Regions from separate parts of the Homo sapiens genome. Here regions 2, 3 and 4 are each linked to region 1. A link is a contact called in ENCODE Hi-C or POLR2A ChIA-PET data. All regions are on one chromosome and are shown on one strand. The core of a region is the stretch at or near the end of the contact, and the rest is flanking DNA. Distances in the headings are between cores, read along the strand shown. Region 1 holds the start of SLC25A5-AS1 (SLC25A5 antisense RNA 1). Region 2 holds the start of LONRF3 (LON peptidase N-terminal domain and ring finger 3). Region 3 holds the start of NKAP (NFKB activating protein). Region 4 overlaps LONRF3 (LON peptidase N-terminal domain and ring finger 3).

Region 1 (3,631 bases), core at 503-3,002:
ACTGAAGGCCGATGAAAAATCCTAAGATTCACTAGGCTAAATAAAGCAGAGCCCCACCTCTAAGAACGTCAGCTTTAAATCCAACATTCACACATTAGCATGGGCAACACTGAAATATTAATGCTATGACCACAGGAATACAGACTACCCATTGGTCTTAACCTCTAACACCATTTAAGCACCCTCATTCATAGGCATCTGAAGGGCCAGCTCAAAGGCAGTTGTGGAACAGACACAGATGCTATCAACCCCATCCCTTGACTTGGACAGACAGCCATTTTAAAGGTATGTATCACCAGTTTGTGGCAGCAGATTGCCCCACGACTACAACTTTATCTTCTGCTCAAGTGGAACTTACTTCCTTTGCGCCCTGACTGCATCATCATGCGGCGGCGAACAGTGTCAAATGGATAGGAAGTCAACCCGGCAACAGCAGTGACAGTCTGTGCGATCATCCAGCTGATGACGATGTGAGTGTTCTTGGGATCCGGAAGCATTCCTGGGAATAGGAAAGAGATGCTTTTACCAAAAAGCAGAGTTTTACTGACTTCCTTTCCCCACATCCCCTAAACACGTCATCTGTACACAAGGGTTGCATTGGATGATCTTGGCTTCCTTTAGCAATTAAAAAAACAACTCTTTAGCTCTTGGACTGTTAGGTTGGTACAATGCTCTTTTAAACTGTCTCCTAAGAACACAACGTTAAAGCCCACAGCAAACTTACCCTTTGCAGTGTCATAGATACCGAAGTAGGCGGCTCGGTAGATGATAATACCCTGCACAGACACGTTAAAGCCTTGGTACAGGCCCTTAATCCCATCAGATTTGTAGATCTTAACCAGGCAGTCACCGAGGCCTCGGAATTCCCTTTCAGCTCCAGCTTTACCCACATCAGCTGCTAGACGGGTACGGGCAAAATCAAGAGGGTACACAAAACACAGGGATGTGGCCCCTGCGGCACCACCCGATGCCAGATTCCCTGCAAAGTAGAGCCAAAACTGGGTTCTCTTGTCCACACCACCCAGGAAGATCTGCTTGTATTTATCTTTGAAGGCGAAGTTAAGAGCCTGGGTGGGGAAGTATCTGATGACATTGGCCAGGTTACCGCGCCAGAAGGACAGAACTCCCTGCTCCTTGGGAATACGGACCACGCAGTCTATAATGCCTTTGTATTGCTTATCTGCAGTGATCTGCTTGCTGGCATGCTGCACCTAACAGACAGGAAGGAAGCCAACAGGGACAGTTATAACCATGGGGAAGGGAAAGAGAAGAGCTTATGCCATCTCGATCAATGCCCTTTAAGGTAGGCTCCCCTCTCTCAAATCTAGTCTTCGTATATCATACTGGCTGGACCCTCCCAACCCTCTGAGGCTGTCACAGGGGAAGAGGTGATCTGCACCAGTAGCATTAAGCCTCCACCCCTCTGAGTGGAGAGGGGGCATCCTCCAGCGGACCCGTGACCTTCAGACCTAGGAGAAAGGTCATTACCTCAAACCCAGGTTCAGAGGCATTAGGGCGAGTCCCACATAGGGCGCGGTCACCTTGGGGACCGCAGCCTACGCCTCAAGTCTCCTGAGCTGCTTCCGTCTCGCTCCGCCCCCACTCCGCTCCCAGAGGTGACCCGAGCGCCGCCGCCGCCAGCCCTACACGCTAGCCCAGGAGCGCCCTCTAGAGCCGGCACTGGAGAGCGCGCGGCGCAGGGAGGCAGGCGGAGACGCGGCGGCAGCGGCCGCGGCTGCGCGGGGGCGGACGTAAAAGGCACACGCGCTTCCCGGCGCCGGCTTCCGGCCCGGCGAGGTTTGAGCGCGTCCGCGGGCTGGGAGGCCGCTGGACCCGGGCGCATGGCCTCCCCCGGGCAGTTATCTCCTTGCCGCGACCTTGAGGTCTTCGGTAAGAACTGGCGTTCCTCTTTCTAACGCCGGCTTTCGGCCTTCGCCCTTGACGCCCAGGCCCGGGGAGGCCGTCACTCAGAAACTGCTCCATCCGAGTCCGCCGCCTCGGAGATGCCGAGAGCCTGGTCCTGCCCTCTGCCCCCGGCCCCTTCCTAGACTCACTACTTCAGGTCACTAAAGGCGCCTCCCACCAGTTTGACTTCTGTTCTGCCTCTGCGCCCCGCTCTGGCCTCTCCTAAGCCGCTTCCCTGGCCATGTCTTTAGAGTTCGCTCCCCGCCACCCCTCGGGCGCCCGCCTTCTGTGCGACCCTTCCCCCCACTTCCTGGTTGGGCTCCTGGATCCCAGGACGTACCTGCAGCAGCAGCTTGACCCGCTCGATGGGCGCTACCGCCGTCTTGGAGATGGCTGCGGCCACTCCACCTGCCAGGAAGTCCTTGGCGAAGGACACAGCGGCATCTGTCATGTTGAAAGAGGAGGCAGACTGCTGCAGGACGGGACTGGGCCGGGAACCGGCTTTGACTCCGGCGCTGCGGGGCGGAGCGAAGCAAATGGCCGATTTATATAGGGGGAGCCGGAGCTGGAGCGGCAGGCGTCGGAGGCGGGGCCGGGGCGGGGTCTGGGCCCCGGCGCGCTGGGCGGCAGAGCCGCTGAGTGGCCCAGCTCGCAGGAGGAGGAGTCGTGGAGGGCGGGCCGGGACTGCTCTCCGCGCCGCCCGTGCTCGCCCTCGGCACCTGACCCGGCGAGAGGAAGGGGCGGGTCCAGAGAACACCCGGGACTTGAACGCTGGACCCTGAGAGAGGCCTCGGAGAGGGGAGGAAGGGTGAGGTCACGATGTGCCTGGACAAAAACCCTTGGAGCAGGACCAGGACTAGGGTGAGACGCATTTGCTACAGGGATGCCAAAAGAACCCTTCAGTCATCGAGATAAACAGTAGTCAATGCGATACTTTAAAAAAGTCGTATGGGCAAACTACATCCTACTGGCCGGCCCCCTTGTTTTGTAAATAAAGTTTAATTGGAGTGTCAAGGCTGGGTTTAGGGTGAGGCAAGCGAGACAAGGTCATGCAAGTGCAGGTTGGGATCCTGTCTGTATTTCAAATGTTGATCATTTGTTCATCATGGATTTTTGCATTGCTTCTGATTTTTTTAAAATAGTACATGAAAAATCATTTGTCTTAATTACTGAGTTGTTTTTCACCAAGGTGAATGCCTCACTCTTCCCACTCTAGACCGTGTGCTGTCCTGGAGCCAGTGAAACCAGACGAAATTAAGGGAACAGCAGACGAAGGAACTGCCACCGTGCCCCAGACCCTGGTTTGCAAATACAGTTCGACAAAGATCTTGCCAGGAATTGGCCTGGGAGAGTCCAAAGGACTGGGCTGGGGGTGGGGAAATGATTTTAGCCAGAAGACAAATATAGAGGTTGTACCCAGAAGGTTAAGAGGCTTAGGAAGGTTAAGAACTACGTTAACATTTGGCTCCCAGGACCCCAGGTAAAGTGCCCTTGGATTGAATAGATTTCTGAACTCCAGAAACATTTAGAGGAATCAATAGAATTAGATTGGCAGCCATTGTGCCAATGGACAAGTGCTTACTGAGCCCCTTAATCCCTTCACTGGGTAAGCATTTGCCACACATGTCCTCAAAAACCTACTTGTTAGCTTAAGTGGACTCCCTCAAGTTCAGAACAGGAGCAAATAGTGTAATCACAAGTTCCGTGTCTGAATAATCATAACAAT
Region 2 (3,631 bases), core at 205-2,704, 490 kb after region 1:
GTGCGAGGAGCGCGCGAAGTTCCTCTCCTCGCTGGGAAGGTGCGAGCAGGTGTAAGAGGAGACCAGGAGTGCAGCGGGAGAAGGAGAGTCAGAGGAACAGAGACAGTGACACCGAAAAAGAAAGAAACAGTGACAAAGATACGAAGAGACGGAGAAAAAGAACCAGAAGCAAGGAGACACAGACAGGAACGGGGACTGAGAGACAGGAACACAAAAGCTAACAGAAGTAGCAGGAAAAGACAAAAAGCAACCGAGATCAACACAAACACAGTGAAACACAGATAAGCAGTGAAAACAGAACAAACTCAGAGACCCAGCCCCAGAATCACCCCTCCCCCACCCCGCCACAGTCCATGGGTCCCCCGCCCCCTCTTCTGCCCTGGTCCAAATCCCTTCTCGCTGCGGGGTTTGTTCTCCCGCTCCCTCATGTAGCCACCGAGCCCCAGCCCCGGCCCGGCAGCGCGTTGGACTCACCCAACTTAACTGCCTCGTTGTACTTGAGCAGTGCCGCCTCCACCTGGCGCTCGCGGTACAGTCGGTTGCCCTCGTGCCGGAGTTGCGACGCTCGCGCTGGGCCTGGAAACAACTTGCCGAGGAGGCCGCTGAGCACCACGTTGACTCGCAGCGGCGGCGGCGGCTGCTGCCCAGCCCGCCGGGCTCCACGCGCCCGCCCAGTGGCCACCATCAAGGCGGAGAGCTTGACCCCGCACAGCGCACAGCGCCGGTCGGCGGCCCGCCCACGTTCCAGGCACAGTTTACAAAAGGTGTGGCCACACGACAAGGACACGGGGTCTGATAGAAACCCATGACATTTCCGGCACTTAAAGCCGTCCCACACCTCGGTGGCCGCCGCAGCCGCGGCGGCCCCCGTCTCTTCCGCCGCCACGGTGCCGCTTGCAGTGCTACCCTCGTCCGGGGGCGCCGGCGCCAGCGCCTCGCCTTGCGGGACTTTCTCCGCCAGGCAGCGCACCAGCTGCTCCAGCTGCTCAGCCACCAGCTGCTGCCGCTCGGAGAGCTGTCTATACACCTCGAGGGCTTCACGGATTCGCCCCCGGGACGCCAAGGCGTCTGCCTGCGTGAGCAGGACTTTGCTCTCCGGCGTTGAGGTCCCCGGAGACTGCTCTTGCTCTGGCTCCCGCGTCGGTAGAGGTGCGGGGCCCTCTGCAGCCACCTTTGGGTGGGGGCCCATGTCTACTTGGGCCGCTGATGCCCCTCGCTCCGCCGACTCCAAGTTGTCGCTGCTGACCTCAGCGGGCAAGCTCAGCATCTGTTCGATCCGTACTGACTCCATGGGAAGAGGGACACGGGAGGAGACGAGGCGTCTAGGGACCGGGGACACGAAGCAAGGAGTGGCAGCTGGAGGAAATCGGGGCAGCCACCGCCGCCATGCCACCGAGCTCCTGACCCTGCCGCGCCTCCGGGAGCTCCATGCCGGCCGCCCCGCGCCGCCTAATAACTGTCTTGTCTCAGCAAAGTGTTATATAAAACGGTACCACGTGACGTGCCGCCACGCTGTTCATTGGCCGGCGGCGGGGAAATTGTTACAAAACCAGACAGTTTTGTAACAGTGTTGCTCTTGCTTCTTTGGGCTTCGCTTTTCTTGGCTTCTTTTTGAGGTTGTTTGTGTTTACACTTCGCCTTATTCCTCCTCACCACCTGGTTCTTTTTCGGAAGTGGGGTTGTGGGGTGGGGAGAAACTCAGTGTCTTCTCTTGGGCTTCTCAGTCTCCAAACCCCACTCCATCCCACCTCCAAACGGGCCAGCAAACAGGTCCCCTCTGCCAGCCGCTGACCAGCGGCCCCCCACTCCTCCCAGGAGAGGCTGGTACCTCGAGGTGCACAGTCCGCAGGGTCTTCCGGGACGCCTAAGACTCTCCCTCTTGGGGGAGATGGCTGCTGTCAGGGAAAGGAAGCAGGTTGGGAGGGGTATCCGTGAAGCCCCCCCACACACACACAACCCAGTCCCAGCCCGAGAGCCCTGGGAGCCCCGCCTGGGTTCCTTGCCTTCTCCCAGGAGCCTCCCAAAGGTGGTGAATTCGGTTTCTGAGGGTGCTTGGTGTTCTGTGCCAAGAGTGACTCAGAGCAGCGGGTCCCACCGGCGCAGAAGTTGGGCAGCGCTCGCTGGACAGTGAGGAACTCGCGGAGAAGATGCGCTTGCCGGCTCAGCCCTGGGAGGGAGATGCCCCGCTAACTCCCCTCTTTACCTCTCTACCCCCAACGCCAGAACTAGCGCTGGGGCAGGCGGTAGGCGCCCAGCTGGAGACACACCAGGCCGGCCCCTGGAGCCACTGGCCGGATGGGCGCGGCAGGGATGTACCCGGCCTGCTGGGGTCGGTGGGTACTCTGGGGGCGTGGGAGAGTGGCAGGGGGAAGACGCGAGCTGAGAGCGCTATTCAGGAGAAAGTCCGCGAATCCCGGCACAGCCCAGTGGCAGACCGAATAGCCTCCAGGTTTGTCGCTCCTGAGCGCTGCGCGGGAAGGGTACAACTGGGCACGAGCCTCAGCGCCTGGTTTACAATGGCTAGGGGGCCTCGACGGTGTCCTACACACTTCCTGAAGGCGAGCGGGGTGGCCAACTGCACACTCTTTGTCTGCCTTGAACCCCCACATTTAGGACGGGAACCAAGCTCACAAATGAGCAGACAGAAAACGGTATAGTCGCACTGCTCCAAGCAGGGAGGCAGGGACTAGGCTTGCCGCTGGCTCAGTTGGCCTTCAGAGCCTGCGGGCTCTTGGGCAGTGCCAGGTTGCCGCCCCAGGGGCCTGAAGACCTATTGTTGCCCCCTGCTGCAGCCACCTCTTAGCCAGATGACCTTGGGGAAGTCAAACTTTAGAATCCATCATTTTTGCTTCTGAACAAATGTTAGAGCTGATCTTACTTGGGATTAAGTCATGTTTCAGAGTTGGGTTATGGCAGGCCCCCTCGGGTCTCTGCTTCTCTTTAGGTAGTTAAACCAGTCTTAGATCAACACCAAGGTCCCAGAGAACAGGTACTATGCAGCCAGCTCTAGAGCCTCTTTCTAATAAGACAGGACAGAGGGAGAGGGTCACAGGGCAGAAAGGAAGCATCACATAGGGGAAAAAAGACACACACACGAAAAAAAAAAAAAATGAAGAAGAAGGAGAAGGAGAAGAAGAAATAGAGAAACTCCAGATGTAGTCAGGAAAGCACGAGGGACACATTGGAAAACTTGGCTTGAAGCCTTGGATTTGTCACATATTTGCTATGAAACCTTAGGTAGGTTCTCCAAACCTTAGTTTCTCTTAATCTCCAAGGTTCCCTCCAGCTCTAACCTTGAGTGGCTTTGATCCTAAGACCAAATTTCATGATACTAACTCAGTTACTTAAGTACAAATGACTAGTCCAAATGCTGTGGATGGTGGCTTGAACCGGGGTTGAGGGGATGGGAAATCAATGGAAGATTGTCCATTTAGTCGGGGTCAGACCTGAGCTAGATTTTTTTTTTTTTTTTGAGATGGAGTTTGGCTATTGTTGCCCAGGCTGGAGTGCAATGGAACGATCTCAGCTCACCACAACCTCCGCCTCCCAGGTTCAAGTGATTCTCCTGCCTCAGCCTCCCAAGTAGCTGGGATTACAGGCACGTGCCACCACAGCTGGCTAATTTTTTTGT
Region 3 (3,631 bases), core at 829-3,328, 470 kb before region 1:
AAAAAAAAAAAAAAAAAAAAAAAAAGAATAGGAATACTGATCCTTAACTCTATATTGCTGGGCTGGCATACAATGAGACTAGTTTAAGGAGCTGGACAAAGAGGGGATTACAAATTCCTTTTGCTGGATAGATAATAGAGGCTGGGTAGGGTATGTGGGAGGAAGCAGAAGGATGAAGAGAAATAGGTTAAAGGGTACAAACATACAGTAAGATAGAAGAAATAAATTCAATGGTTTTTGTTGTTGTTTTAAGACAGTGTCTCACTCTGTCGCCCATGGAGTGCAGTGGATCAATCACGGCTCACTGCAACTTCGATTTCCGGGCTCAAGTAAGTGTTCCTCCCACCTCAGTCTCCTGAGTAGCTGGCATGCACCACCACACTCGCCAAATTTTTAAATTTTTTGTAGAGACAGGGTCTCCCTATGTTTCCCAGGCTGGTCTCCAACTCCTGGGCTCAAGTGATTGGCCCGCCTCGGCCTCCCAAATTTCTGGAGTTACAGGTGTAAGTCACCATGCCCAGCCCCAAATTCAATGTTTGATATTGACAGCATGGTAGAGTGAGAGTACACTATTTTTTTTTGGAAACACAGTCTCACTCTGTTGCCCAGGCTGGAGTGCAGTGGTGCAATCTCACTCTCGGCTCACTGCAACCTCAGCCTCCCGGGTTCAAGCGATTCTCGTGCCTCAGCCACCCTAGTAGCTGAGATTACAGGCACGTGCCACCAGGCCCAGCTAATTTTTGTATTTTTAGTGGAGACAGGGTTTCGCCATGTTGGCCAGGCTGGTCTCAAACTCCTGACCTCAAGTGATCCACCCGCCTCTGCCTCCCAAAGTGCTGGGATTACAGACGTGAGCCACCATACCAGGCCGAGAGTACACTTAACAAAAATGTATTGTGCTCAGATAATGGACACCTTAAATACCCTGACGTCATCACTACACATTATATACATGTAACAAAATTTCACATGTATCCCATAGATTTGTACAAATTTAAAAAATAATAAAAAATTAGCTGTGCATGATGGCACATGTCTGTAATCCCAGCTACTCAGGAGGCTGAGGCAGGAGAATCACTTGAACCTGGGAGGCGGAGGTTGCAGTGAGCCAGGATAGCCACTGCACTCCAGCCTGGATGACAGAGGGAGCCCTTGTCTCAAAAATAAAAAAATAAAAAATAAAATGACACTTTTTGGGGAAAAAAATACAAGCCAGACGCAGTGGCTCACACCTATAATCCTAGCACTTTGGGAGGCCGAGGCTGGCGGATCGCTTGAGCCCAGGAGTTCAAGACCACCTGGGCAACAAGGTGAAACCCTGTTTCCCCCGACCCCCCTCAAAAAAAAAACTACCCAGGCTTGGTGTCGCATGCGCCTGTAATCCCAGCTATTCAGGAGGCTGAGGTGGGAGGATAGCTTGAGCCCGGGGAGGCGGAGGTTTGCAGGGAGCTGAGATCTTGCCACTGTACTCCATCCTGGGCGACAGAGTGAGCAGAGTGAGTTCCAGTCTCAAAAAAAAAAAACCTCCTTTTGCTGGGGCATATTGGTGGAGACGGTGGCTAGGGGATAAGTATGCAGTTTTTCTCTAGGCGGGAAACTTAATTGAAGTTTATCAGGCGCGAGTCATTAACAAAATTTGCGCCCTCTAAGCTAACACGGCAATATGGGGCTTAGACACCATAGCTAATCCCCAGTCGCGAAAAACCCTCCCGATTTGCTTGGGATTGGAAAGAAAAAGAAAATACACATTCATACTTTCATACATGACATACACACACACACACACATTTATATATAAATACACACAGAAAGCACAGGAAACACAAGCAGAATTAACTGTCTTGTTCATACGGCCACTCAGTGAAATGTATACTGTATATTGTGTTTGAAATATATACTTCCCTTCAAGTGTTTCAAGTTCAAGGCTGAGAAAGAACTTGGTCTCTTGCTTAGACTTGAGGAGCCTCACTCGGAACTGGAAGGATGCACGCAATCTAGTTGCCCCACCGGCTTATTTATATTGATGCACACATCGCTTCCTGTCGGTGACGACCGCCTAGATCCGGGGAAGGGTTTTGCAGAAGTACCCAGAACTGTGTCCAAGGTTTCCTCAGATTTGGGCTGTTCCGCAGCGGCAGGTCCCGGGAACCAAGGCAACAGACATCTTCCTAGGCTCGCGAGAGCGCCCCCTTGTCCCACGGCTGCTGGGGCCCCCCAGTAGCCATGGCTCCGGTGTCCGGCTCACGCAGCCCGGATAGGGAGGCCTCGGGCTCGGGGGGAAGACGTCGCAGTTCGTCGAAGAGTCCGAAGCCCAGCAAATCTGCCCGCTCCCCGCGGGGCCGCCGCTCTCGCTCGCACTCTTGCTCTCGGTCCGGGGACCGGAATGGACTCACCCATCAGCTGGGTGGCCTCAGCCAAGGCTCCCGAAACCAGTCCTACCGCTCACGCTCGCGGTCGCGTTCTAGAGAGCGGCCCTCTGCGCCCCGGGGCATCCCCTTCGCTTCTGCCTCCTCGTCAGTCTATTACGGCAGCTACTCGCGCCCCTACGGGAGCGACAAGCCTTGGCCTAGCCTCCTCGACAAGGAGAGGGAGGAGAGCCTGCGGCAGAAGTGAGTGAGACGGCCGCACTTTCTCTTGTACGAGCCTACGTGCCTTTGGAGTCCGATCTATCATTCATTCCGCTTCTGACTATTCGCATTTCGCTCACTCTGCTTGCCTTGCGCCCATTTTCATCCCTTTCTTTAATCCACCCACGACAACCCTTTATTCGTCCTTTTCATTTTCCCTTACCCTCAGGCCCCTTCATATAGTGCCCTGGTCTCCCGCTACCCCCTTCCGCCTCCTGTCTTGTTAGCGAATATTGCCGAGAGTTCAGACCTACCAGAACTGTAGCATTTACCTGGTTGTGTCATTATCATTCGTGAATATATTTGTATTCCCCACTAGACTGAGCTCATGGAAAGGAGGAGCCAGTGAACGGAGGAGAATTCTGATCACAGAATTCTAAGTGCCTGGTACTTTATAGGCGCTCAACCATTGCTTGTTGAATGAAGGAACTTACAGGTCTGAGATAACAGGATATTTATGTAGAAACGTTTTGTGGGGAATTAGGAAGGAATGAAATCAAGGGTTTAAGTTGGAGAGGAAATAAACCTTCCCCTCAGACAAGACGATTAGATGCATGTAGGAAAAGTGATCTGATAAGCTATAGATGACCCCACTTTGAGGAAGGTCTTGTTAAGTGGTCTCAGTCTTGACCTCGAAAAATGACGCCAGGATGAGACTAGATCTCTAATCAAAGTGAGTATTGGAGTGGAAAAATGCATAGCTTGGGGATTGTTTTGTTTTGTTTTTGAGACAGGGTCTAGCTCTGTCGCCCAGGTTGGAGTGCAGTGGTGCAATCTTGGCTCACTGCAGCCTCCACCTTCTTGGGCTCAAGTGATCCTCCCACCTCAGCCTCCCTCATAGCTGGGACTATAGGTGCGCACCACCACACCCGGCTTATTTTCGTATTTTTTGGTAGAGACAGGGTTTCACCATGTTGCCCAGGCTGGTATCGAATTTCTGGGCTCAAGTGATCCTCCCACGTTGGCCTCCGGAAGTGCTGAGATTACAGGTATGACCCCACATG
Region 4 (3,631 bases), core at 726-3,225, 450 kb after region 1:
AACATCAGTCTGCAGAGTTCCAAATGCTCAAGGTAAAGACCCCAGGTAGAACAACTCCATGTGGCAGATTGCTAATTGACCCTATATCTATTTTCCCCCTTATTTTAGCAGGGCATATAGCCACCCAGAAAAAAGACTGCATTTCTCAGCTTCCCTTGCAGCTAGGTGAGGCCATGAGACAAAGTTCTGGCTAATGAGATGTAAAGGGAAGTGATATGTGTAACCTCTTGGTCATGCTCTGGGAAAGAAGCATATGCCCTCTGCCTTCCTCTTTCTCTCCCTTTCCCCTAGCTAGAACATGGACGTGGTGAGGATCAGCCTTTCTCAATCAAGAGGATGAGGGAGACATTTTAAGGATGGTAGAGTTTTGTGATGAAGGAGCCTGGGTGCCTGAATGCTCTTGTGGAATAGAGCTGCCCTAACTGTCCAAGACTTAGCCCCTCCATCTTGTTTAAGCTCCAGTCATTTTTGTTTCTTGTTAAAGCAAACCAACCAGTATCCTAACAGATACACCATGCCTCCTAGCCAATGTGATTTTACAAGCTGGTATCTACTATGTAGTCTCTTCCACTTCTAATATTCTGTTGAGGTCCTTTGGACTGATGCATTTAACATTCAGGCCTTCGATTCCCATGACCCCTTGACCTTTGCATGTCTTTTAAGTCCCCTCATTTCCTTGATGTGGCTGAAGGCAATAGTCCATGTATACCATGTCACTATACAGGGCCATAGCTCTCTTCTCCCCTGAAACCAAAGGCTATGATTTACAGTCCCAAAGAATCACAATCTCACTTTGCAAAAATTCCAATTAGAAAACATTCACATTAGAAATATATTCTGCCCCAGGGCCGGGCACAGTGGCTCACGCCTGTAATCCCAGCACTTTGGGAGGCCAGCGGGTGGATCACGAGGTCAGGAGATCGAGACCATCCTGGCTAACACGACGAAACCCCATCTCTACTAAAAATACAAAAAATTAGCCGGGCGCGGTGGCGGGCTTCTGTAGTCCCAGCTACTCCGGAGGCTGAGGCAGGAGAGTGGCGTGAACCTGGGAGGCGGAGCTTGCAGTGAGCTGAGATATGCCACTGCACTCCAGCCTGGGCGACAGAGCAAGACTCCGTCTCAAAAAAAAAAAAAAAAGAAAGAAAGAAAGAAAGAAATATATTCTGCCCCTAGATTTCCTTTTAATAAAGAGCTTTCCCATTCCACATAAATCCTTCCCCAAAGCAGCTTCCCTGGCACATATTTTAGACATTGGGTACTTATTTCCTTCTAAGCCTAAAACGAGCTTTCTGCCCACAACTTTCACAAGTTTGGTTTTAGGACTATAGAGAACCATTCTGGTCAAAGTGCCTACACCTGAAATTATTTGGCTCCAAATTGGTTCCTCTGATCGTCACCAAATCTCACTGCCTTCTTTGCTTCTTTGTGCCTCTAACTTCATTTGCATTCTTTTTTGTCCCTCCCTGAAGCTGGCAATATGCTCTCCCTCCTATGATCAGTTCTGAATATTAGACTGATGTTCTGAACTTTCTTTCCAAGGATCACCAACAAAGATATTTAAGCTGGTATTAACACTTGTGGCAGTTTCTAAGAAACATCCTCCTGACAGAACATGCTTATTTGTGGGACCACTGGGGATGCAGCATTGACTGGAGCAAACTGGGATGGGTATGGGTTTTTCTTTTTTGCTGGTGCTGCTGCTGCCAAAGCAACATAATAACAGAACTAAGAAAAAAGGAAGTGAAACCCAAGATTTCAACTTTCTCTGTCATTAGCCTTTATGAATCACACTGTAGCATCTGTGTTTTCCCGTTACCATTGCTGATCTGTATCTTTTGCCTAAGGGAGAACGCTTCCCGGAAGGTGAAGGGGAACATTAAGCTTGATCGTGAGTTTGCTCAGAGGTATATGCTGCAGTCCTGACTCATCGTGGCCCAGAGCCAGGAGCTGGGTCACAGGAAGCACTAACTGGCCTTTCTCCCTTGAAAACTCATGATGCCTTTGCATGGGGGGGGAAAGAAGCCACCTTTGTGGTCTGAGGAAAGCAAGACATTTCATTTAGGGAACAGACTGGTGTCTTAGAACCTCAGAATGCAAGAGGAAGAGGGGGCTTTAGAACCCTCCTCATGTCAGAGATGGGACAAAAGTTGAGAAAGGGAAAGGAATCTTCCCAAGGTCATACTGCTAGTGAGGTAAGCAGGACCAGACTTTTGGTCAGAATATGCATATTGAGATTTTTTCTTTTGTGACAGAGTTGGGGATGAGCATAAGTAAAGAATCAATGTAGGAGAGCCAGCTTGGAGCATAGGAAGAGATGGTCGTGAGGAAATATGTGGTTAGGATATCTCCAGCCTTATCCTAGAAAGACAGTATTCCCTGATTTATTCCAGGCAAGCAAAGCTTAGTGAAACTTAACCATCTCCACTCTCCTAGGGAGCTTCTGATCTGCAGCTTGATCTTTCAAATAGGCCTATCCCCCAGGAAGAACACTGATCAGTAGAACCTAACAAACTACTGTCTAGTATAACTCAACTAACAGTATTTAATGATGAACAGAGCTGTTCAGCCCTGGTGAGGACAATAGCAAGGGTCTAGACTTGCAGGGCGAAGCATAGATAGACCGAGGCACGAAAAGTTTTTGTGGTCTTGCAGTTGTAATCTTATAAGGGTAGCTGGCCCTATCCCCTAGTTCCCAAAGCAATGAGGGAGAGGGTTATGAAGTTACCTGAAAGCAGCAGCTTTTGGTCTCAGCTCCCAGGATACCCTTCTCTTAAGTCCTGGCCTTTGCATGTAACTTGTCACCCTAACACTACCATGGTGTGAATCTGGACTCCCATGGAAGGTTCTTCTGTTGGTGATATCTATGTTCCCATTCTCTTATCTTACTTAGTTCTCAAAACCTGCCTTGGATCCAAGTTCCTACTGCTTTACTTTAGTTACCCCGATTCTAACTTGGGATCTTTTTGGTCTTACTCATGACGCTCACTGTGCAGCCAAACAACACCAAATTAAATCCATCTTCCTCTCTGCATTCGATGTGCTGAATGGCAGCCACATACCCATCTAATCACAAACACTAGGCACTCTCTTCTAGTGGGACAACCCGTTTAAAAATAGACATTTTTCTATACCTGAGGATCGGCGTCTTTCTCCGGCATGGGACCAAAGTGATTGAGTATCCGATTCTTTAGGGATAATTTGAGCGAATGAAACCACAATGATGCTTGCTGATAGACACAGTTATGTAATCCCATGAGCTCAGCACAATCCTCTCCCTGAACCTGAAAGTATCAAAGTGGAAGTGAAACATTCTGTACCCTCTCCATCATTCCCAGAGTCACTTTTGACACCTGATTCGCTTTGAGCATCCATCCTGCCTTCCTATGGGAAGGCTCACCCATTCAGCTTTCTCCTTTGCTTGATGTGAAATGCCCCTTAGTCAAGTGCTGGACAGTGTGTAGATACTGCTGACCATGGAGGAAGGAGAAAGGTTCAGCTGGGTAGATTAGCTGAAACAGCAAAACATGCAGAAAACCAGAGATTCAAACCGGCCTGAGTGGAGGCATGTGGTTAAACCAGGTTATGCTGGTCCATGCCTTTGCCCTTTTCATTTTTACATCTGTTTTCT

The links. A loop is a pair of places that touch in the nucleus more often than their neighbours do. ChIA-PET counts read pairs that join two places held with the same protein, here RNA polymerase II (POLR2A). Pooled maps may share reads with other maps.
Region 2: a map of naive thymus-derived CD4-positive, alpha-beta T cell shows a loop between it and region 1 (5-fold over the local background). The contact joins the promoter of LONRF3 here to the promoter of SLC25A5-AS1 in region 1. A Hi-C loop is called at or near these places in 1 of 168 maps with a recorded cell type or tissue (naive thymus-derived CD4-positive, alpha-beta T cell) and 7 of 50 pooled maps.
Region 3: a loop to region 1 is called in a map of gastrocnemius medialis, with 7 times the contacts of the local background. The contact joins the promoter of NKAP here to the promoter of SLC25A5-AS1 in region 1. A Hi-C loop is called at or near these places in 7 of 168 maps with a recorded cell type or tissue (B cell, CD14-positive monocyte, CD8-positive, alpha-beta T cell and 2 more), 7 of 37 single-sample maps with no recorded cell type and 16 of 50 pooled maps.
Region 4: a loop to region 1 is called in a pooled map, with 8 times the contacts of the local background. The contact joins the enhancer-like site here to the promoter of SLC25A5-AS1 in region 1. A Hi-C loop is called at or near these places in 4 of 50 pooled maps. POLR2A ChIA-PET finds 5 or more read pairs at or near these places in 2 of 52 experiments (Panc1 and activated T-cell).

Annotation. Positions count from the first base shown.
Region 1 is chrX:119,467,241-119,470,871 of GRCh38, reverse strand. SLC25A5-AS1 (SLC25A5 antisense RNA 1) reads left to right here and starts at 1,752. Exons shown (of 1, transcript NR_028443.1): 1 at 1,752-3,631. It overlaps SLC25A5 (solute carrier family 25 member 5), which reads right to left and starts at 2,428. Exons shown (of 4, transcript NM_001152.5): 1 at 2,246-2,428; 2 at 725-1,211; 3 at 359-499. The coding sequence starts at 2,356. RefSeq lists silencers at 1,639-1,878, 2,369-2,748.
Region 2 is chrX:118,972,441-118,976,071 of GRCh38, reverse strand. It overlaps LONRF3 (LON peptidase N-terminal domain and ring finger 3), which reads right to left and starts at 1,454. Exons shown (of 11, transcript NM_001031855.3): 1 at 475-1,454. The coding sequence starts at 1,291.
Region 3 is chrX:119,942,198-119,945,828 of GRCh38, reverse strand. It overlaps NKAP (NFKB activating protein), which reads left to right and starts at 2,078. Exons shown (of 9, transcript NM_024528.4): 1 at 2,078-2,609. The coding sequence starts at 2,224. RefSeq lists an enhancer at 1,841-2,341.
Region 4 is chrX:119,013,860-119,017,490 of GRCh38, reverse strand. It overlaps LONRF3 (LON peptidase N-terminal domain and ring finger 3), which reads right to left. Exons shown (of 11, transcript NM_001031855.3): 10 at 3,135-3,284. Among named protein-coding and RNA genes, the nearest start is that of LONRF3, 41 kb to the right of the region's middle. RefSeq lists a silencer at 1,931-1,990. Within about 2 kb of position 1,975, at least 11 of the 41 ENCODE cell types and tissues checked have a DNase peak (open chromatin) inside an H3K27ac peak, as active enhancers do; they include Panc1, where a contact is called at or near this core.